Regions from separate parts of the Homo sapiens genome. Here all the other regions are linked to region 3. A link is an interaction called in ENCODE POLR2A ChIA-PET data of the cell type or tissue named here. Cell type or tissue: CD4-positive, alpha-beta T cell. All regions are shown on one strand. Each heading gives the region's core, and the rest is flanking DNA. Links, peaks and the distances in the headings are about the cores only.

Evidence for each region. Peaks named below come from ENCODE experiments on the same cell type or tissue, not always from the same donor. Only the 100,000 strongest peaks of a DNase experiment are listed, where the experiment ranks them.
Region 1: POLR2A ChIA-PET joins it to region 3 with 6 read pairs; 2 of 35 experiments call an interaction of 5 or more read pairs at or near these places.
Region 2: POLR2A ChIA-PET joins it to region 3 with 6 read pairs; 2 of 35 experiments call an interaction of 5 or more read pairs at or near these places.

Annotation. Positions count from the first base shown.
Region 1 is chr20:52,343,143-52,350,859 of GRCh38, reverse strand. The region is part of intron 4 of LOC105372666 (a long non-coding RNA gene); the gene reads right to left. Among named protein-coding and RNA genes, the nearest start is that of ZFP64, 160 kb to the right of the region's middle. In CD4-positive, alpha-beta T cell, for the core only: no CTCF peak of the experiment used is centred there; no DNase peak of the experiment used is centred there.
Region 2 is chr20:52,507,064-52,514,780 of GRCh38, reverse strand. All of the region lies in intron 4 of LOC105372666 (a long non-coding RNA gene), which reads right to left. It also overlaps the pseudogene MRPS33P4. Among named protein-coding and RNA genes, the nearest start is that of LINC01524, 110 kb to the left of the region's middle. In CD4-positive, alpha-beta T cell, for the core only: no CTCF peak of the experiment used is centred there; no DNase peak of the experiment used is centred there; H3K27me3 peaks cover 32 bases.
Region 3 is chr20:52,406,966-52,414,682 of GRCh38, reverse strand. All of the region lies in intron 4 of LOC105372666 (a long non-coding RNA gene), which reads right to left. Among named protein-coding and RNA genes, the nearest start is that of LINC01524, 210 kb to the left of the region's middle. In CD4-positive, alpha-beta T cell, for the core only: no CTCF peak of the experiment used is centred there; a DNase peak (open chromatin) is centred at 4,312; H3K4me3 peaks cover 558 bases; H3K27ac peaks cover 4,250 bases.

The DNA of each region.
Region 1 (7,717 bases), core at 1,326-6,325, 64 kb after region 3:
CTTACTCTCCCAATTTGTAGTTGAGTATTAACAAATCACCAGCATTTCAGGATGGAAGTGCATGCAAAACAGGGCCCAGTGAGAGGTGGTGGTCCCCAAGAAAAGCAGTGATGAAACCAGGGCAGGGGAAGGAGGACAAAATGGCCAAGAGACTGACAACCACATCTGTTCATGAGCAGATGAAAAACACCCAACCAGGGAACATGGAGGGCTATGCACCGGTTGACTGTGGGAGGGAGCTGGGTTCTGCAATTACAGGGAATGCAGTCTATTAGCCACGCTCTTCTGGTTGAATATAATAGAAACACAACTCAAAATGTCTTAGCAGAAAATAAAAACAACAAAAAAGGAAATGTCCTGACTCATGTCATCAAGTTTAAGGGTTACAACTTTCAGGCGCTGCTGGTGCTCAAACAACACCGTCAAGCAGCTCTGCTGGTGATCCCTGGTCTTGGCTGCATTCTCTAAGTTAGCACTGAACGTGAGCATTTATATTTTCAAAGCTATCAAACGAACCCAGCACAATTAAAAAGAGCACTCTTGGCTGGGTAATTCCAAAATCCGTAATAGAATTGAGTGTTACTGGGTTGAGGGACGTCATGTGTCTGTTTCTGAAGTAACCCCTGTGGCCAAGAGGGTAGAACTGACTAATTGGCTAGACCTGGATTATGCACCCATCCCTGGAGTCAGGCACAGGAGGTCAGCCCCATCATTTAGACACAGACAGAAAGTGGGGAAAAAGGGGTTCCCAGAGGAAAGCCGAGCTGCTGATATCAGAAGAAGGGAAAACAGATGCTGGCCAGGCAGCAACAACAGATTTCCTCTCTGGAGTAAGAGCCAGTTTAACCCAACAGGAGTTCAAGCTCATTCCCCCACACAGGACTGGTCGTCAGGCTAACAATGGCTGGCAGTCTGCCCTCCACAGCCTCTCAACTCTCCTTTCCTTTGTTTCTCTGCACAACTTCACACCATGCGTTCAGGGTCTCTCATGCTGACTCTGGCCTACAGCCTCATATCAAGGAAATACATCAGGTAAAAGCATTTGCTCTATGATGTTAATAGTAATATGTAAACTCATCCCAGGGTGTCTTGCACAACATGGAGGCATCTCCAATGTCCATTCCAACTTCACCTGTGATGCACAGTCTGAGGAGTTTCGGGATGACCTCAGCTACTAATATAAAGGTTAAATTAGGGGGAGAACACTTCCCCAAAAGGAAACTGTGGCATTTTTAGAAAGGGGATATGGGCACAGAGTTGTCCAGAAATAATGAATCTTACTCTATATTCAAAGCTATTAATAACGTGGTGGCTCACGCCTGTAATCCCAGCACTTTGGGAGGCCAAGGCAGATGGATCACTAGAGCCCCGGAGTTCAAGACCAGCCTGGGTAACATGGTGAAACTCATCTCTACAAAAAATATAAAAATTAGCCAGGTATGGTGTTGCACGCCTGTAGTCTCAGCTACTTGAGAGGCTGAGGCAGGAGGATTGTTTGAGCCCAGAAGGTCAAGTCTGCAGTGAGCCATCATCGCACTACTGCACTCCAGCCTGGGTGACAGAGCAAGACCTTGTCTCAAAAAAATTAAAAAATGAACAAACAAAAAACTATTAACAGTGTTAATAGTAATAAAGGATGACTTCTTATTTCTACATTTTACTTTTAATTTTTTTTAATTTTTCAAAAACATGCATTCATTCCAATATTATATAAAAGGAAAAACATAGTACATTTTAGATAACATTATCCTCTTTCAGCACTGATTGTTTTCATCAGTAAGATTGTATTCTAAGCAAAAATTTTCAAGTTCAGAGGAAATGATACCACTGGCTTGACATCCTGGAATTTGACCATCTATTCCAAAGTTATTTGAATGCCTCTGGCAATAATATCTTGCAAAAAAAAAGATTCTATGACATTTCTTTTTTCTAAACCACATCAGATTTTTGCAGAAGATGGGACACAAATTATGAATAAATCAATCAATATTTGTTTCTCCTGTTCTTCTGAGAGCCTGTCCTGGTTCTATTTTCTAGGGTTCATTGGAAATAAGTTCTTTAGGGGAAATCTCATGGTGTCTGGGATCTTTTTTTATTTCTTCATTTCCTTTCTTGTTAAGCCATATTACTCATAATGGCAGAGTGCTAGCTGACTATATAAATTTGCCCCTTTCTGTTTATCCTGTAGTTGCCTGTCAAAGCAAATAAGCCTGTTTTGCATTAGAGCTTGGAAATTAAATTGTGGGAGAGTAAGTCCCTCTAGTTAAGGTAAACCAGAGTGGTGTGAGTTCATACCCAAAGGAACAAGAAGCAGAACATCTGTATCTGTGGCAATTAGGCGACCTCGGAGTAGGAAGTGAAAATTTTTCCAAAGCACATTTATATACCCAGTGTAGCCAATCAGTTTTCTAAATATAAAAGCATCTGTTTTTAACCATCTTACCTTATCAAGACTGTGGCTGTAAAAGTTAATTCTCACTGATGCCATTCTCATAACTAAGAAGAAAATCTCACTTCCTACTTACTTCCTCTACCACTGTGTCATAACTTTAAATGGAATCCAAATCACTAAGAGTTTCTCTCTTAAAATATAGAAGCACAGAAAAAAGTGCTTCTGATTATGGCTCTATGTTCTTAACCCTGAACACCACTTCCATATTTTCTGGAACACTTTACATTTATCACGAGTTAATAGTAGTAAATATTATTGAGTGCTTGCTATGAACTTTCAATTGCTAGGCCCTTGATATACATTACCTTTTTTAATCCATACAACTCTAAGCGGTTAGCATTTTATGCTTATCTTACAAACACCAAAATTGAGTTTCAGTTAAGTAACTTTTCAAGTGGAATTCATCCATTTTTTTAAATATACATTAAAATAAATATATAACTCTGAAAATAAAAAAGCACTTCATCCATGTACTGTGTGAAACTTATCTCTTACTACTTGTTGTATATGTACCTCAGATTTTGAAAATTTTAAGGGAAAAGATTTTTTTGATCTACTGAATGCCTTGATGTGCCCACTCCTGCATGTGTGCATTCCAAACGGTTAATTGCATTTGAGCTACACAAATGGAATTATTAAGTTGTATTACTAAGACCAAACGCAAGCAATGGGCAGTGCTCAAACTTGGACCCAGGTCTCTCTGAGGAAGATATGGAAGCCAGCATTAATCCATAGGCTGGAACTCAGGTGTATACATTACAATCCCAGCTCCACCACTCACTAGCTGTGTGACCTTAGACAAATTAGTGAAATTCACCTTTGATTTCTTATAGCAGTAGATCCTACCTTGTATTGGCACCATTCCTCTAAAGATTAAATGAGGTAAAGCACATAGAGGCAGGGTCTGGTGCATGGCTGGTTCTTATGGTAGTCAGCCTCCAAGATGGCCCAGGTGATTCTAGCCTCCCAGTAATCATATTCTTGTATACACCCCTCTCCCACTAAATAGGACTGAACTGTGTAGAAAACTGTGGAGGTGACAGTGGTGTGATTTCTGAGACCAGTTCATAAAACACTTTTTAGCTTATGCCATGGTCTCTTAGCTCACTCTGGAGGAAGCCATCCATCATGCCATGAAGATACTCAGGCAGACTTCTGAAAAGGCCCATGTGGAGAAGAACTGAGGCCTCCTGCCAAGAGCCAGCACCAGCATGCTGGCCCCCTTCTTGGAAGAGTGAGCCTTCTTGGAACTGGATCCCCCAATCCACCATAATCGACCCTTCAGATGACAGTGACCCCAGTTGACACTTGCACAGCAATCTCATGAGAGACCTCAAACCTGAACTACCAGCTAAGCCACTTCTGAATCCTAGACTCACATAAACTGTGAGGTAATAAATGTTTACTGTTGTTTTAAGCCATGAAGGTTTGAAATGATTTGTTACGCAACAACAGACAACTAATGCAGTGCTCCAACAAACAGCATGTTCTTTACCAAAAAGCATCTTTCCACAAAGCAAAGACCTTTACAATAAACTTTAAGCTTTCTAGAACAGAGTAGGAGATGCAAATAATGGGATTTTTTTTTTTTTTTTTTTTTTAGGTTTGGGGGTTTTGAGTGGTACTATTCAGGTGACCACATGCCTGCACACAGGATCATATCCATTGAGAAGTTCCAAATTCCATTACTAACACCACCAGTTTGGACACCCACCCTAATACAACTACAAATCAGCAAACTAGTTTGCATTTTCAATATCCATCTGCAGATCCCAAATATGCCATCTTTCCCCCATGATTTCCACCATTCACTGCCTTGTTTCTTTTCTTCTGATTTCTCCCAGAAGCCCAAAGCAATGAAAGAAAAGCATGCAAAGCAGTATTTGCAGTGAAGAATCTGGTTTTTCCTATATGTTGTATCTTCCCCATTGGCAGCACGCAGCAACGGGCACAGAGGGAACAAGAACAGGATTAATAGTTTTGTATTAACAAGACTCACAGTAGTAGCAGTGTTAGCAGTCACATCAAAATAAATCACTATCTCATCAACCCATCCAAACACCCCAGTTTCTGTTGCCCTGTACAAAACGCGTCATCTACTGTTCCAGGAAAAGTTTTGGAACTGCAGAGAAGTCCTTAGCTTTTTCCCCAGGTTCTAGTGATAAGTGGATCTACTTCTCTCCTACCCTGTCTTAAATTGGGGAAACATATACGAGTAAATGATAGAACTTCTAGATACTCTCTCCTAGATACTCTCTCTGCAGTCTACGCTATTGATGGGAATGTAGCTGGATACAACCATCTTAGAGATGATTTAGTGACATAATGATATTGTATTAACCACTCATTTCACACTGACTTTGAACTCAAGCATTTGTCAGATGCAATCCCACTGTAGCATCAGGGATCATGAGAGCAATACCAGGGACACAAAAATGATGGGGCTGAGCAATAAGTGCCAACTTAGAAAAACAGGTCGCCATATTCTATTTTAAAGGACAGTGTGTCAAACTTAAAGCAAATACATGTTGAGCACCTACTGTATGCCAGGCTCTGTGCTCAGTTGCATTTGCATACATTATTATCCTTGCAATCCTCAGAGCAAACAAATCTATTGGCACGCGTTATACTTATGCAGAACAGCATAAACTAAGGGTTGGAAAACCCTTTCGCCCAGGAACCAAATCTAGCCTGCTTCCTGTGTTTTAAATAAGTTATATTGTAATGCAGCCACATCCACATGTTACACATTGTCTATGGATGCATTTGCACTACAACAGCAGAGTTGAGTTTGCAACAGAGACAGTATGGCCCATGCTATGAACTAAATTTTGTTCACCAAAAATTCTTATGTTGAAGCCCTAACCCCCACCCCAAATATGACCATATCTGCAGACAGGGTCTTTAGGCGAATTAAGATTTAATGAGGTCATAAGGGTGAGGCCTTAATCCAATAGGACCATGGCCTTATATTTTTAAAAAAGAAAATGATCGATCTCTCTCTCTCTTTCTCTCTCCACCCGCCCACCCCCTCAACATCACCCCTGCCAGGAGAATACATAGCAAGAAGGCTGCTGTCTGCAAGCCCAGAAGAGAGCCCTCACCAAAACTCCACCATAATGGTCCCCTGATCTCAGACTTCCAGACTCCAAAACTGTGAGAAAAGGAATCTCTGTTGCTTAAGCCACCCAGTCTATGGTATTCTATTATGGCAGCCCTAGCTGATTAATATAGCCCACAAAACCTACAATATTTACCATTGAGTCCTTTACTGAACAAATTTGCAGAGCCTTGGAAGCTTTTCAAGCAAGCCAGAAGCCCTTGAGAATTCTCCACTCACTCTCTACTCACCATTGGGAAACCTATAGATCTCTTAACATAGGGTGGTTTGATTTGAAAATGCCTAAATATATAACTACTCATTTTCCTTTTACTTTTTTCTTTAGTCCATGGCAGTTCCAAAAAATATGGTGAGCATAACAGGGATCTTGAATGGAACATTGAACTTCTGGTTCCCAAGCCCACCATCCCGTCTCAGCCAGTTACTTCATCTTTCCAGCTCTCAAGCAAAAATCCCTGGTGTCTTCCTTGACCCCATGTTCTCTCTCAACCTACCCTCACCCCTCCAATCCATCTGCAATCAAATCTCCCTCCAAAGTAGATTTGTAATTTAACCTCTTCTCACACAGCTGCTGCTACCTCCCATTCCATCCCCAACAGAGCTCCCTGATGCTACTCTTGACCCTTTTGGTCCATTCTTTACAGGGAACTGGTGTTTTCTGTTCAGCCATAAGTCAGATCATGCCACTCCTCTTCTCAAAGCCTCCCATGGGCCCCACAGCACACTCAGTAAAAAGTAAAGTCCTACACCACCTGCCCCATCCACTCCTCCCTGACTGCATCTCCAGCTAATCTCCCTCATGCTCCATCAGCTGACCTCTAACTGTTCCTCAAACACACAAGGCACCTTCCTTCTACCAAGAATTCTGGTCCCTCAGCTATCCACATGGGTCTCTTCATTCTGCCTTCACATCTCTGTCACCTTCCTGATGAGTTCTTCCATGACAACGCTATTTATAATTGCAGTCTCCCCAGCAGCACAGCGACCACCTGGAACTGCTAACTAAGTGAACTGGAGCAAGTCATCCCCTCACTCAGACTCTGACCCATAATACAAGAGGGAAAACAACTATATCAGAGGATTACTTCGAGGAACAAACAAGATAATGCAAGTATACTTATTCTATGAACTATAAATCTCTAAGCCAGGGGTCAGCAAATGTCTTCTGCAAAGGGCCAGATAGTAAATATTTTAGGTCTTATGAGTCGTAGGGTCTCTTTTACAACTAAATTCAGCCACTGTCACCACTGCAGCATGGAAGAAGCCATAGACAATACTTCATGAACGGACATGGCTGTGTGCCAATAAAACTTTATCAAGTGGTGGGCCAGATTTCGCCACGGGCTATATGTAGCATACAGATCCCTGCTCTAAATCATTACTTACTGTTATTATTGGTAATGATAAAAATATACATGAAGATCTTAAATGCCCAGGAATACAAAACGTACTCTGTATCAGTTGTGTGTGTGTGTGTGTGTGTGTGTGTGTGTGTGTGTGTGTGTGTATTTATAGTGTGTGTGTGTATATATATAGTTTGTTTTCTCCTGGTCGAACATAAACTCCAGGGGGAGCAGGTATCTTATTTCCTGTGTGCCTTGCATACTGTTCCAACTTTAGCACCAAAAACAGCACATAACACATAGCTGCCCTTCAGGAAATATTTCTGAAGGAATGAATGAATCCTGTATTTTATCAATGATTTTAATAGATCTTCTGGTGTATTTTTGACTACATGTAATGGTTGCCTTGCATGCTGATTTTGCAGCAGTAGCTCTCAACCAAGAGACATTCAGTCATGTCTGGAGACATGCTTGTCACAACTGGGAAGGGGTGGTGATAATGGCATCTAGTGGGTAAAGACCAGGAGTTCTCTAAACACCCTACAATGCACAGGAAAGCCCACCAAAACCAAGAATTCTCCAGCCCCAAATATCAACCATGCTGAGGTTGAGAGACCCTGCTTTGGAGCCTAATGTCCCATGAAATCCTACTCCACTGTGTGTACCAACATTTAAATGCACATACTCCATATCCATTAGAATCTGAAATTAATAAGGCATCTTCCCCCTCACATAAATAGAAGCCGTCATTAGGAAGTCCAGCATGCTAAACAGCTCATAGAATGTTCCATAATGTCTCTT
Region 2 (7,717 bases), core at 904-5,903, 100 kb before region 3:
TCCTTCAGTAGAGTCTACTTGACTGAAAGCTTCTAACACTTCACAGTGTCTGTACACAGCTAGTATTAAAAACATGAGTGAAGCTGGGCACAGTGGCTCATGCCTGTAATCCCAGCACTTTGGGAGGCCAACGTGGGCGGATCACTTGAGGCCAGGAGTTGGAGACCAGCCTGGCCAACATGGTGAAACCCCGTCTCTACCAAAAATACAAAAATTGGCTGAACATTGTGGCACACAACTATAATCCCAGCTACTCAGGAGGCTGAGGCAGAAGAATCACTTGAACATGGGAGGCGGAGACTGCAGTGAGTCGAGGTTGTGCCATGGCACTCAAGCCTGGATGACAAGCGAGACTCTGTCTCAAAAAAAAAAAAAAAAAAATATATATATATATATATACACACACACACACACACACACACACACATATGTATATGTATATATGGGTGTGTATACATATGTATATATGTATATATATATATATGAGTGAAGAAGTGAGGGAGAAAGAGAGGGAAAGAGAAATAGAAGCAAAAAAAATGGACACCAAACAAATTCATTCCTGGAAACTGTCTGGGGTTGAATTTCCTCAGGAGCAGACCCCAAGACAAGGATTTGAATGAAAGGTGATCCCAGGAATCATATTGAAAGGAGTAAGGAAGGGAGACAGGGGACAAAGGATGGAACACTTCCCTACAGGGCACATAGATAGGAGCAAGTGACTGCTGTTGGCAGCTGGGATTGAATCCTACAGAGGACTCTGGGGGCAGTACAGAACACAACTCCAAAGCCTCCTATATACGGGAAAGTAAGCTGAAATATTTATCCGCCAACCCCACTCACACGCAAAGGCCAACATTCTTATGGCAAGAGAAAGCCCTGCTGCTGAGAGTCACAGCTTTCCAGTAAGAAGCCATAGGCATGTTATCAGAAGTGTGAGATTGGGGGAATGTGGGTAGAACACAGACATCCATTGCCACAGAAGGAAGGATAGAGAATCGGAACATACTGGGATTCTGATTGTTTTCTTTGTAAAATAATTTTTTTAATGATTACATTTAACAGTGAGCATAAACTGTCACCTAAGTCTTCTTCATGAGCCACCTCTTATAATCTTTGGTTTTAAAGCCATTTTTGAAATTTAAAAAATATATTTGTAACATACTAATTTCACCCATATTTTAGATACATAAATATACATACTAAATAAAAAAATCTATATAATGCTTAATATATGATGTCTATATAATGTTTTACATATTTCCAGCAACTAGTTGCACAGTATTGTTGACCTTTAGCATCATATTTACAGTTAAATGTTTATACTAACCAGAATTTTTTATTAAAGCAAATTAAAATTTTGCAGTCTTGAAAAGAATGCTCCCTCCTTATCCACTAAAAAGTTATCATGATGAAATATTTGTTAAACTAAAGGTAAAAATTAAAGATCACAAGATCATGAGGAAGCAGGCTTTACTTTAAATTTTCACATACATGCCAACACTTCACTGTTATAAATAGAGAAGCTAGCAGAGAAGTTATATAACTCTGATTCAATGCCCTGGATTTGGGCAGCCTATTCTGAAATTGTAAAAACCAAAACGGAGATTCTTTTTCTACAACCAATGGAAAATGAATGTAGACATTTATGACTATGTTACATTTTTGCCCATGAGTATTTCTAGCCTGTTCATTGTCCCAAGCCCCAAATAAATATTTTGCCTACAAGATATTATGTAGATTGTTCATTGGAATACTAATTCCTCTCATTAAAATCCGAGTTGATGAGGGTCCAATGTGTCGCAAGGTTCAAAAAGGTACACTTTCCTTTAAGCAAAGGCTATGCGTAAATCCCAGATCTCTTTATTCGGCTGCTGGGAAGGGAATGGTGAGCTCACTGTCTCTGATCTATGCCCCGACCTTCGGCAGCCCTCTGTGACTCATTCCTTCATTCTCTGCCCTTGAGCTTCAGACCCCTGCCCTGAACTCTCACCGCCGCCATATGGACCCCTCCTTAAATAAATAATACCCATTTTTTTAAAATCCCAGAAGCTTTTGTTACTGTAAGGAATCTTATGGTGCTTTTCGTGGTAAAGCGTAGAATTGCCTCTATTGTGACGACTCTACAGAAACAGGATAGACTTGACCCAAAATGTGGTTCAGATGTCAAGACTCATGACACCACACAGAGACAAAGAGGGTGCGTACAAGCTTTGTGACTCACATAATAAGGCTTTCTGGAGAGAGCAGAGCAGACTTTCAAGCACATCCAAAATTTCTTGACAGAGCAGGGAAAGGACACTGACTTGGGGCTTTGATGGTGGTTAAGGGGTGGGCCCACATTAGGGTTCCCGTGATGCCTGGTTTAAACTTCCCACCGGCACCAAAGGAAGGATTGTCCGGGATTTCTTAACAGTTTCCCCAGATGTGGAACAGACAGGGAGGAAGGATGAATGAGGCCTAAAACCTGTCCATAAACATCAAACAACGGAGTCTGACTCTTTTTTAATGTATGCATTTTATTAGATAATTAGGTTAACTTCAGATTTGGCCTTCAAAACCAAGGCCAAAATAATTGTGCAGAATTAAAATATATTCAAGAATCCAGTCACAATTTAACTAGATCAGGCTTCAAAATGGAGATGATTTTGTTCCTTCAAATAACCTTCAGTTAGGAAGATCACATTCCTCCAATATGTGGAAAGGCAATAAATACTCTTTCTTCTCTCAGTCACTGAGGAATGCATTTTTTTTCTTTGTGTTCATTTATTTATTTATTTACAGACAGAGTCTTGCTCTATCACCCAGGCTGGACTGCAGTGGCTCCATCATGGCTTACTGCAGCCTCAACTTCCTGGGCTCAAGTGATCCTCCTACCTCAGCCTCCCAAGTAGCTTGGACTACAGGTGCATACCACCATGCCAACTATTTTTAATTTTCATGGAAACAGGTCTTGCCATGTTGCCCTGACTAGTCTGGAACTACTGGGCTCAAGCAATCCTTCCACCTTGGCCTCCCAAAGTGCTGGGATTCCAGGCATGAGCCACTCCTTCAGCCAACATTTTCTCCCTTAATGAGCCTAAAGTATTAGCAGGCATAGGGAAGGTCCTCTGAACAGCAGGGCACTTCCAAGGTGAGCCATGGAGATATGGGCAAGGCAGCAACTACTTACCTTGTCACTTGTAGGAGTTCTTTTGAGAAATCTCTATTCAGATCTTTTTTGCTGTTTTTCTTCCCTTCTCCTTTCCTTGGTTTCCCTTTTCCATGACACTTCTTTAGACCCCTTTACTCATCCTTAAAATCCTAATGCTCATCTCTGTAGAAACCAAGAAAAAACGACATCCCCAGGAGCACGAAATAAGTGCTGTGATTTGGATGCCAGTCACATGTCTCCTTCCTCTTGGCCAAAGGCTGTTCACTAAATAATCACCAGTTTCATGGATTTGGAATCAATAGGCCTGGCAACTTCACCAGACTGCTGTCCCCTCAACAAAGTCATGTGCAAGGAATATTCTGGAAATGGAGAAATGTCTCTTTTATCTTTGTTTTTAAATGTTTTATTTCCTTAGGTTTTGGGGGAACAGGTGATATTTGGTTAAATGAGTAAGTTCTTGAGTGGTGATTTGTGAGATTTTGGTGCACCCATCTCCTGAACAGTATACACTGAACTCAATTTGTATTCTTTTATCCCTCACCCCCTTCCCACCCTTTCCACCTGAGTCCCCAAAGTCCACTGTGTCATTCTTATGTCTTTGCATCATCATAGCTTAGCTCCCACTTATGAGTGAGAAGATAAGATGTCTGGTTTCCCATTCCTGAGTTACTTCACTTAGAATAATAGTCTCCAATTCTATCCAGGTTGCTGTGAATGCTATTCATTCATTCCTTTTTATGGCTCAGTAGCATTGCATCATATATATATATGTAATCACAGTTTCTTTATCCACTCGTTGATTGATGGGCATTTGTGTTGTTGATTCCAGGAAGTGGAGGCATGTCTTGAGCAGTATCCTTAGGATTTTTGGGGACCCTCATATGCTTTCCTACAGAATCTTTCCATTTTATCTGGACCTGATCTTCCTCACCCATGTGTCCCTGTCTCACTTCTAGAGTCAGACTCTTTATTACAGCTTCCCCATTACAGTCAAAATTCATATATTGACATAATAATCATCGTAGGTAATAAAACTTATGGTTATTACGGTATCTGCTACACACCAGATATGGCACCAACTATTTACATGCATCGTTTCATTGAATTCTCACCACAATCCTGAGAGCATCTTTGTTTGGGTTCTCCCCAAAGGAGAAACTTGAAGGATTTGAAAAGAAGCTCTTTATTTGGGAATGTAGGGCAGGAACATAGTGAAGGATTGGGAAATTGACTCAGGATGGGAGGAAAGCCAATAGAGGGTGTGTAACAAGCTAGTTACCCCTGGGGATGTCTGGAACTCACTCCAACGGAAGACCTTCTGGGAGACTGAGTGGAACATAGAATCATTCCCTGGGGGTGTGGGGGTGGTGAGGAGGCTGGGACGTTTATCTACCAGCTCCTCTTATCATTTGCAGATCACTCCTGGGGGTATCACCCCCAGCACTGCCAACTTGCCCACGTGCAGGTTGAGCTGCCTCTTACAGTCAGAGAAAGCCTTCAAGGAGGGAGACATTGGTGCTTGAAGTAAGAAGCTATTAGCAGGTATAGGGAATGTCCTCTGATCAGCAGGGCACTTCCAAGGTGAGCCACGGAGATACGGGCAAGGCGACTACCTGCCTGCAGACAGCAGCTCCTATTGTTCCCATTTTATGGATAAGAACATGAAAGCTCAGAGAGAGTAAATAATGTTTTCAGTGATCACACATGTAATAATTAAAGAGCTAGAACTAAAACACAGGTCACTTGACTCCTGAGTTGCATTCTCTTTTTTTTTTTAATTTTTAACTTTTGTGGGTACATAGTAGGTGTATATACTTATGGAGTGCATGAGATATTTTGATACAGGCATAGAATGCATGACAATCACATCAGGGTAAATGGGGTATTCATAACCTCAAGCATTTATTGTTTCTGTATGTTACAAATAATCCCACTACACTCTTTTAAAGTGTACAATAAATTATTATTAACTGTAGTCCCCCTGCTGTGCTATCAAATACTAGATTTTACTCATTCTAACTATATTTTTTGACTCATTAACTACCTCCCACCCTTCCCAGTCTGTGGTAACCATTTCTATTCCCTATCTCATTAGTTCAATTCCTTGAACTTTTTTATCTCCCACAAATAAGTGAAAACATGCTAAGTCTGTCTTTCTATACCTGGCTTATTTCACTTAACATAATGACATCTAGTTCCATCTATGTTGTTGCAATTGACAGGATTTCATTTTTTTATGGATGAATAGTATTCCATTGTGTACCACAATTTTCTTTATCCATTCATCTGCTGATGGACACTTGGGTTGCTTCCAAAGCTTAGCTATTGTGAATAGTGTTGCAATAAACATGAGAGTGCAGATATGTATCTCTTCAATATACTGATTTCTTTTCTTTTGGGTATAAACCCAGCAGTGGAATTGCAGAATCATGTGGTAGTTCTATTTTTAGTTTTTTGAGGAACCTCCATACTGTTCTCCATAGTGGTTGTACTAATTTACATTCCCACCAACTGTGTGTGAGGGTTCCCTCTCCTCTGCATCCTTGCCAGCGTTTGTTATTGCCTGTCTTTTGGATAAAAGCCATTTTTACTGGGGTGAGATGATATCTCATTGTGGTTTTAATTTTCATTTCTCTGATGATCAAGGATATTGAGCACCTTTTCATATACCTGTTTATCCTTTGTATGACTTCTTTTGAGAAATCTCTATTCAGACCTTTTACTCATTTTTAAATCAGGTCGTTGGATTTTTTCCAACAGAGTTGTTTGAGCTATTTATGTATTCTGGTTATTAATCCCTCGTCAGATGGGTAGTTTGCAAATATTTTCTTCCATTCTGTGGGTTGCCTTTTCACTTTGTTGATGATTTCCTTTGCTGTGCAGAAGCTTTTTAACTTGATGTTATCCCATTTGTCTATTTTTGCTTTGGTTGTCTGTGCTTGTGGGGTATTACTCAAGAAATCTTTGCCCAGTCCAACATCCTGGAGAGTTTCCTCAATGTTTTCTTTAAGTAGTTTCATAGTTTGAGGTTTTAGATTTAAGTCTTTAATTCATTTTATTTGGTTTTTGTATATGGCAAGAGATAGGGGTATAGTTTCATTCTGCTGCATATGGATATCCAGTTTTCACAGCACCACTTATTGAAGAGACTGTCCTCACCCCAGTGTATATTCTTGGCACCTCTGTCAAAAATGAGTTCACTGAAGACGCATGGATTTATTTCTGGGTTTTCTATTCTGTTCTATTGGTCTATGTGTCTTTATGTCAGTACCATGCTGCTTTTGTTACTATAGCTCCATAGGATAACTGGAAGTCAGGTAATGTGATTACTTCAGTTTTGTTCTTTTTTTCTCAGGATATATTTGACTATTATGGGTCTTTTGTAGTTCTCAATAAATTTTAGGATTTTTTTTTCTATTTCTGTGAAGAAAGTCATTGGTATTTTGATAGAGATTGCATTTAATCTGTAGATTGCTTTGGGTAGTGTGGACATTTTAACAATATTGATTCTGCCAATCTATGAAAACATGAAGTATATTTCCATTTTTTTGTTATCCTCTTTCTTTCATCAATGTTTTATACTTTTTATTATTGAGATCTTTCACTTTTTTTGTTTTCTTCCTATGTATTTTATTTTATTTGTGGCTATTGTAAATGAGATTGCTTTCTCAATTTCTTTTTCACATTGCTTGCTGTTGGCATATAGAAATACTACTGATTTTGTATGTTGATTTTGTATCCTGCAACTTTACTGATTTGTTTATCCACTCTAATAGTTTTTTGGTGGCGTCTTTAGGTTTTTCCAAATATAAGATTATATCATCTGCAAGCAAGGATTATTTAACTTCTTATTTTCAAATTTGATGCCTTTTATTTCTTTCTCTTATCTGATTGCCCTAGCTAGGACTTCCAGTACTTTGCTGAATAATTATAATAAAATTGGGCATCCTTGTTGTGTTCCAGATCTTAGATGAAAAGCTTTCAGTTTTTCCCCATTCAGTATGATATTATTATGTTGAGGTACGTTCCTCGTATACCCAGTTTTTTGAGGGTTTTTATCATAAAGAGATGTTGGATTTTATCAAATGCTTTTTTAGCATCGATTGAAATGATCATGTGGTGTTTGCCCTTCATCCTGTTGATAGAGTGAATCAAATTAATTGAATTGTATATATTGAGCCATCCTTGCATCCCTGGATTAATCCCACTTGGTCATAACAAATGATTTTTTTTTTTTTGATGTGGTGTTGAATTCTGTTTGCTAGTATTTTATTGTGGGTTTTTGCATCAATCCTCATCAGGGATACTGGACTGTAGTTTTCTTTTTCTGATGTCTTTTGTTTTTGGCAGGAAGATAATACTGGCCTTGTAGAATGAGTTTGGAAGTATTCTCTCCTCCTCTATTTTTTGAAATCTTTGAGTAGAATTGGTATTAGTTCTTTAAAAGTTTAGTAAAATTCAACAGTGAAGCCATCAGGTCCTGGGCTTATCTTTGCTAAGAGACTTCTTATCATGCCTTCGATCTCATTACTTGTTATTGCTCTGTTCAGATTTTGAATTTCTTTA
Region 3 (7,717 bases), core at 1,595-6,594:
GGCTGAGGCAGGAGAATGGCGTGAACCCGGAAGGCGGAGCTTACAGTGTGCCAAGATCGCGCCACTGCACTCCAGCCTGGGTGACAGAGCGAGACTTTGTCTCAAAAAAAAAAAAAAAATCAAGGACAATTTTCATATAAAGAATAGCACTATGTACACTAAGACTAAAGGAGACAGTATAGAATGGTGCCTCAGTGTACTAGCTCTGGGACCAGATAGGCTGAGTTGAAGCTCTGTGGATCTTGGGCAAATTATTTAACCTCCTTATCCCTCAACTTTTCACCTATAAAAGCCAATGATGAAGCTATCAACTACCACCTAAGATCCTTGTTAGGATTAATAAATTAATACCCATAAGGAACTGAGGACAAGTACTAAATATGAGCTTTTAAAGATAGAGGTGGTAGAGCAAGATTGGCTGATTGGGCCAACAACCCATCACCTGTTTTGTAAGCAAAGTTTTATAGGAACACTCATTTGCTGTGGTTTAGATGTGGTGTGATCTCCACCAAAACTCATGATGACATTTGATGCCCAATGCAGCAGTGCTGGGAGGTGGGAAGTAGTGAGAGGTGTTGGGGTTATGTCCATGGAGCTCACATGAATAGACTAATGCCCTCCCACAGGGGTGAGTGAGTTCTCGCTCTCACAGGAATGGACTAGTTTCTCCAAGAGCGGGTTGTTAAAAAGAGCCTGGCTTGGCCGAGTGCGGTGGCTCATGCCTGTAATCCCAGCACTGTGGGAGGCTGAGACCGGTGGATCACAAGGTCAGGAGATCAAGACCATCCTGGCTAACATGGTGAAACCCGGTCTCTACTAAAAATACAAAAAAATTAGCTGGGCATGGTGGCAGGTGCCTGTAGTCCCAGCTACTTGGGAGGCTGAGGCAGGAGAATGGCGTGAACCCGGGAGGCGGAGCTTACAGTGAGCCAAGATTGCGCCACTGCACTCTAGCCTGGGCGACAGAGCAAGACTCCGTCTCAAAAAAAAAAAAAAAAAAAAAAAGAGCCTTGCTCTGTCTCTAGTTTCTTCTCTTACCGTGTAATCTCTTTGCACACACCTGCTCCCCTTCCTCTTTCCACCATGAGTGGAAGCAGTAAGAGTCTTCATCAGATGCAGTTGCCCAATCTTGAAGCTTCCAGTCACCAGAATTGTGTGCCAAATAAACCTCTTTTCTTTATAAATTACCCAGCTTCAGATATTCTATTATAGCAACACTAAACCACTTGTGTGCATATTATCTACGGCTGTTTTGTGCTACAGTGGCAGAGCTGAACAGATGCAAGCCTAAAACAGATACTCTCTGGCCCTATACAGAAAAATGTTGTGACTCCTATGATAGAGTATAAAATCATGGATTTCAAAATCCAGTTTTCAGGAGTTGAAGGTTTCACATAGGCGACTTAACCTTCAATTTTTTAAAACTAGGTCTAAGCCCTCTTAAAATTGTGAAGAGCAAATATGTACTCTCAAATATGTTGTAAATCATCCTGTAACGCCACTGAGGTCACTATCATTCTAATTTGAACAGTCAGACTAAGAGGATTTTGTGCAGACTTTGGAATAAACCCTTCAAATAACGTTGGGAATATATTTAAAGTACCTGTAAAAGCATCATGGTTTATGAAGCCTGTAACTCTGCCCTGATCTTTCTCAAATGTTCTGGGCTGCACATGTCCACTCCCATAAATTCATGCAAGCAAATGCACAGGCACAAAACATGCAAGACATCAGCACCTAAATGGCAGGTGAAGAACAGATGTATCTGCTCAGAGTGGGCACAAGAGAACAAATAACAGGATGTTCAGAGAGAATATTGTTACCAGTTGAGTTATGGCTAACATATTTGTCCATTTTCTTAGTCCATTTTCTGTTGCTATAACAGAATACTACAGAGTGGGTGATTTATAAAGAATAGAAGTCTATATGGCTTATGTTTCTGGAGGCTGGGAAGTGTAAGAGCACATCACTGGCATCTAGTGAGGCCCTTCTTACTGTGTCATAACATGGTGGAGGGCATCACACAGCAAGAGGGCAAGAGTATGTCAACTCAGGTCTCTCTTCCTCTTCTTATAAAGCTACTAGTCCTCTCAATGGGGCCCCACCCTGATAACCTCATCTAATCCTGATTACCATCCAAAGGCCCTGCCTCCAAATACTATCAACATAAATTTGGGGATTAGGTTTCCAACGCATGAACTTCTGGGAGACAGATTCAAACCATAGCAGTGCTCATTACACCAACAACAACTCAATGAGATAAACATTATTTTTATTTATTTATTTATTTATTTATTTATTTATTTATTTATTTTGGAGACGAGGGTCTCGCTCTGTCGCCCAGGCTGGAGTGCAGTGGTGCAATCTCGGCTCACTGCAACCTCCACCACCCAGGTTCAAGTGATTCTCCTGTCTCAGCCTCCTGAGTAACGGGGATTACAGGCGCATACCATAACGCCCGGCTAGTTTTTTGTATTTTAGTAGAGACGGGGTTTCACCATGTTGCCCAGGCCGGTCTCGAACTGCTGAGCTCAGGCAATCTGCCCACCTCAGCCTCCCAAAGTGCTAGGATTACAGGCGTGAGCCACCGTGCCTGGCCAACATTATTATAATCTCCATTTTACATGAAAGAAAACCAAGGTTTAAAGAGGTTATGTAACTTGCCCAATGTCTCACAGCTGTTAAGTGGTAAAGCCAGGGTTTGAACAGGCAGTCTAGCACCAAAGCAATCCTCTAACTCAAGTGTCAACAACAAATGTTTTTTTAAATGGTCGCCAGATAGTATTTTCACCTTTGCAGGCCACACAGTCTCTGTTACAAATATTCAATTCTGCTGTTGTAGGGAAAAGCAGTCATAGATGATATCTAAATAAATGAGTGTGGATGTGTTCTAATAAAACTTTACTGACAAAAACAGGTGGCTGGCTGGATTTGGCCCACTGGCTGTGGTTTGCCTACTTGTGCTCTAACCACTAATGTAGACTGTTTCTAATAATGTCTATCAGGTGACTGAAATATGTCTGAGCACACAATAGGAGTGGAATAAATAATCATTAATATTATTGACTACCATTATGAAAATAAGAACAATTGCATGCCTTTGATTGCACTAAACAGTCAACTCAAGCTGTCTTTATTTTTTTTTTTTTTATAGCTACATTCATTTCTGAGCTGAAAGGCTTCTTCATGTAATTTCATCTTGCCGCCATCCAAGAGGGGGATGCTACAACACAATCCTCCTCTCCGATGGGATTTTAGTCAATCACATCTACAATACAGCTTGACCTCTGCTTTCAACTGGGGCAGGCGTGGACGCTGGGGATGGCTCCTGGGTCACAGCACAGCAAGCTGCTGCCATGCTCAAGGCAGTAATCAGCTCACGGATTTCAGCCCAACTCCTGGGGGCTGGAGATGCCAAAATGTGCCCCAAACTACCTGTCAGCAATTAGGAGCCCAGGAAACAGGGACTAGGCTTGCCTGATGGGAAGACATTTAAAGCATCAGAAAGGCTGACAATCCTCACGTAAGGGTGGGCCTGGTGTGGGGGTGGCAAAAGGGCGACTCATAAACCACCAAATGACAGAGTCCAAATTGCTCCATAATGATGATGCGATGCATCCCTTGACACCAGGGATGAAGTCGGACCACATGTAACAGAAGCCAACAGAAATTGAGAAAAGCTCGGTGTCAGATGAAAAGCAGTGATCAGTCTCGACAGGATCTGTTCTACTCCATTTTACCCGGTGCACGTTCTGGAAGCAAACACCCGCCAGCAGTGTATTCTTTTTCCCCCAAAGTTCAACGGGTGAGATGTGAACACAGGCAGTAAAAAGCCCTGAATGTCTGTGGCTTGTAGGGGTCGTAATTCTTTCTCACAAAGTTACCTTTCCTGTTTCTATGAATTACTCTTACATTCTTGTAAGAGATATGGTTTGAGGTATTTATGGTGCATTCAATTCAGCTATCATTGATTTATTGAACGAAACCAGCTCGGGGATATGATGGAAAGGCCCCAATTCCAAAAACTCTTACATCTCCGCACGAAGAGCATTTTCTGCCCTGTTGGCCTCCTGCAGATGACCAGCCGAGATAAACAGAGGGCACCCACTCTCTGTTGCAATGTGCATGGTGATGTGAAGGAATCAATCAGACAAAAGCAGATTATTACAGTGTCTGCGAGAGATCAAACAGTGCTGGCATTCGCACCCACACACGCCTGATTTACAGGCGAGCTGATAAAGTGCTGCAGCTCACTGTCAGGAGAACATGACAACTCCTTGAGCTTGTGGATAAATTATTGCTGAAGCCCATGATAACATTTCTCCACCTAGCAACCAAACATAACAGGATGTGGCTTTTAGTACGAGGAGCCAAATGATACAAAGACAAGACGCCCAGGAGCTCTCAGAGCTCTGAAGGCACATTCTAAGATGCAATTGTGAAATCGCAGCCTCGTGAAAACACATGTGAAATCTATTTTGTAATTAATAACCATGCAGAGGATACCCAGACCTTTCCTATCCATGCAGATGCAAAGAAGAATGTGCCCTCTTTTATGATGAATATTGCTGGAGCCAAAAGTTATCTCCCTCTGAGCTCTGTGCCTGGGACTGTGCTGCTTTATGTGAATCCAAGTGGGGCCCCAAAGTGTGGAACCTGTCCTGTATACCTGCTGATAAGTGCAGTCAACTTGGAGTCAGCTGGGCCCATAGAATAAAACAACATTGAATCCCACAGTGAGAAAAATTGCCCCCTTTCTGGTTCTTTATTGACTTTCCCAATAACATCAAGGAGGGCTGCAGTGTGGCACTAGTATGTCTCAAACACCCTCTAAAAGTGAAAAATGTATTTTTTAAACAAAGAAAGGGAGACTGTGTCTAGCTAGAATTTGTAAAAACCAACATTGTTTAGCTTTCACAATTTTCATTCAAGTCACCATCTTTTCCATGTGACATTGTTTTCCAACTAATGGAGGTGATATCCAGTGTCTGTTTAAAACAAATTTACTTGAGACATGAACCGTATGAGGGCAGGAACTTTTGCCCTATTTGTAAACTGCTAGACCCTCGAAACCTCAACAGTTTCTAGAAAATAGACTGTCAATAAATATTTATCTAATGAAATTTATTAAACGAAAATATCAAGTAAGTGATAGTAGAAATGGTGCCAACGTAGCAGGATTTGTGATGAGCGCACAAGATGAGATAGAAACATAGCAAAATACGTGAAAGTGGTACTCAAACAATTAGTGTTGACGAATGGGACAAATGCTCCTTTGATGTTCTTTGTAAGCCTATGAGGCAGGAACTATTATTTACTTTTCAGGTAAGGAAAATGATACTCAAAGATATTAGGTAACTCATTCAGAACCACAAGCCTCTATGTGGCCGAATATGAATTCAGCCTGAGCACCTAGTCTTAGAGGTAAGCTCTGAGGTGCTCCATTCAACTTCTTCCCTCTCACCTAAAGAACTACATTGTGAAGTATCTGCTATTGCCCCCTCTTCACATGAAAGAAAACTGACTTTAATGAACCTGCCCAACATCATGCGGTGATCACGGGCTGGGATTCAAACCCAGGACTGCTTGGCTGACGGCTTCCACTAGGCTATTCTGTCCTCAAAGAAACTTGCCCCAAATGATCATACAAGCAGCTAGAAATTAGATTTTAACTGGTATCTAATTAAAACTCTGGGTCACACCTACCTTGAGTGCTCTAAATGTGTTCCAGAGAACAGAAACATCATTTGATCAATAAAACAGAAAATTAGCTCAGCACCTAAATGCATTTGAGACACTGCTTATAATTGCCAAGAACAGTGGCCAAAGGTAAAAGCAACTTCAGTCATGCTTGTTTTACAAACACACAAATAGCCACTGGTACAAAAGGGAAAACTTAGTCCTTTCCTTACCTTTTATCTGCAGGTACCAAGATAAGCAGCTATTATTGGTAATGAGGAAGGAACCATGCTACAGCTCCTTGGGAGGGGAAAAACGAGCAAAGGAACTAAGAATCCCATTAAAGTATAATCTTCAATTTTAAAAAAGCATGACTCTCCTACAAATATACAATGAATACATGTCAAAAATTTTATTTAATTCATTAATTAATGAAGAAACAAACATAATGGTAAGGTTGGTTAAAAGGAGAAATTGAGGAATGAGGATTTATATCGTAAGTTGGCCAAAAGGATGCAGAAATAAATGTGCTAACAGAGTCAAAACTGGGTAATGTTGTATAGGGTCACTAAACTATCACCAAGAGGAGTTATTTTTCTCCAAGACAGAAAACATAGTTAACATACAACTTAAAGTATCTGGTTCTAACCAAATAGCAAATTGCAGCTAAACACAGGTGCATTCTTCTATATAATCAATCTTGGGTGAATTTTTTCAACACTCACACTGAAAGGACATGGACTCATTCTCAGCTTTATTTGCAAGTTTTGGATAATTTTTTAAATCATTTCATCAAGTTTTCACTATTATTTCTGCTGTCTTTGTGTGTATAGGAATGTAGTGCCCCACTAAAATTCTGATTCAATAGATTTGCAATGGGGCCTCAGAAAGTGTATTTTAAGAAGCTCCCAATGTGATTCTATTGCTGATAGTCTATAATCATATTAAGAAATAACCAGTTAAGGCCAGGCGCAGTGGCTCATGCCTGTAATCCCAGCACTTTGGGAGGCCGAGGAGGGTGGATGACGAGGTCAAGAGATTGAGACCATCCTAGCCAACACAGTGAAACCCCATCTCTACTAAAAATACAAAAAAATTGGCCAGGCATGGTGACATGTGCCTGTAGTCCCAGCTACTCAGGAGGCTGAGGCAGGAGAATTGCTTGAACCCAGGAGGCAGAGGTTGCAGTAAGCTGAGATCGTGCCACTGCACTCCAGCCTGGGAGACAGAGCAAGATTCCATCTCAAAAAAAAAAAAAGAAAAAAGAAAGAAAGGAAGAACCAGTTAAAGTGATTTAAATTATAACTTTTGGCAAGTGACTCAATGAAAGATGCTTTCATTTGCAAGAAATGAAAACTTAGACAAACTGGTTTCAAGAAGGAAAAAACTTTAACATCATAAAGATAAGAGGTAATGGGGGCTCTGGGGTAGTAGATTCAGTAGCTTAGGGATGTCTATATTAGCGAGGTAGACTCCGCCCTCCCTCTACATCTTCCTGGAGCTATTGGCAAGATGGCTGTAGCAACTGCATGTGTCACTTCCTGGCCCAATATATAGGGAAAGAAGGGAGACTTCCTCTTACTGTGCAGTCTCTCTTCGCAACACTTTCCCAGAAAACCCCAATCCCAGTAGATCTCCCTCCACAACTCATTAGCCAGGATTTACCAAGTGGTCATTCCCCCAAGCCAGTCACTGGCAAGGGGAATCTGAATGGGAATTCTTGACACCAATCAGGGTGTACTGAAAAACTGGAGTGGGGTTGGCTTCCCTTGAGGCAACTGAGCTAATGTGGAAGGCATGGACATCTGAACAAAATTAGCATTGTTTTAGAAGGGAAGTAGAGGTGGGTGTGGGGAGGAAATTAGTCCAGTAACTGACAGAGTCCAGAATTAGTGTATTTTTAAAAAAAAAAAGTTACAAGCATGATCTTAAAATTAGGTTGCATCTCAGATGTGTGGACAACAGCAAAGACATGGAATCAACCTAAATGCCCATCAGTGGTAGACTGGATAAAGACAACGTAGTACATATACATCAT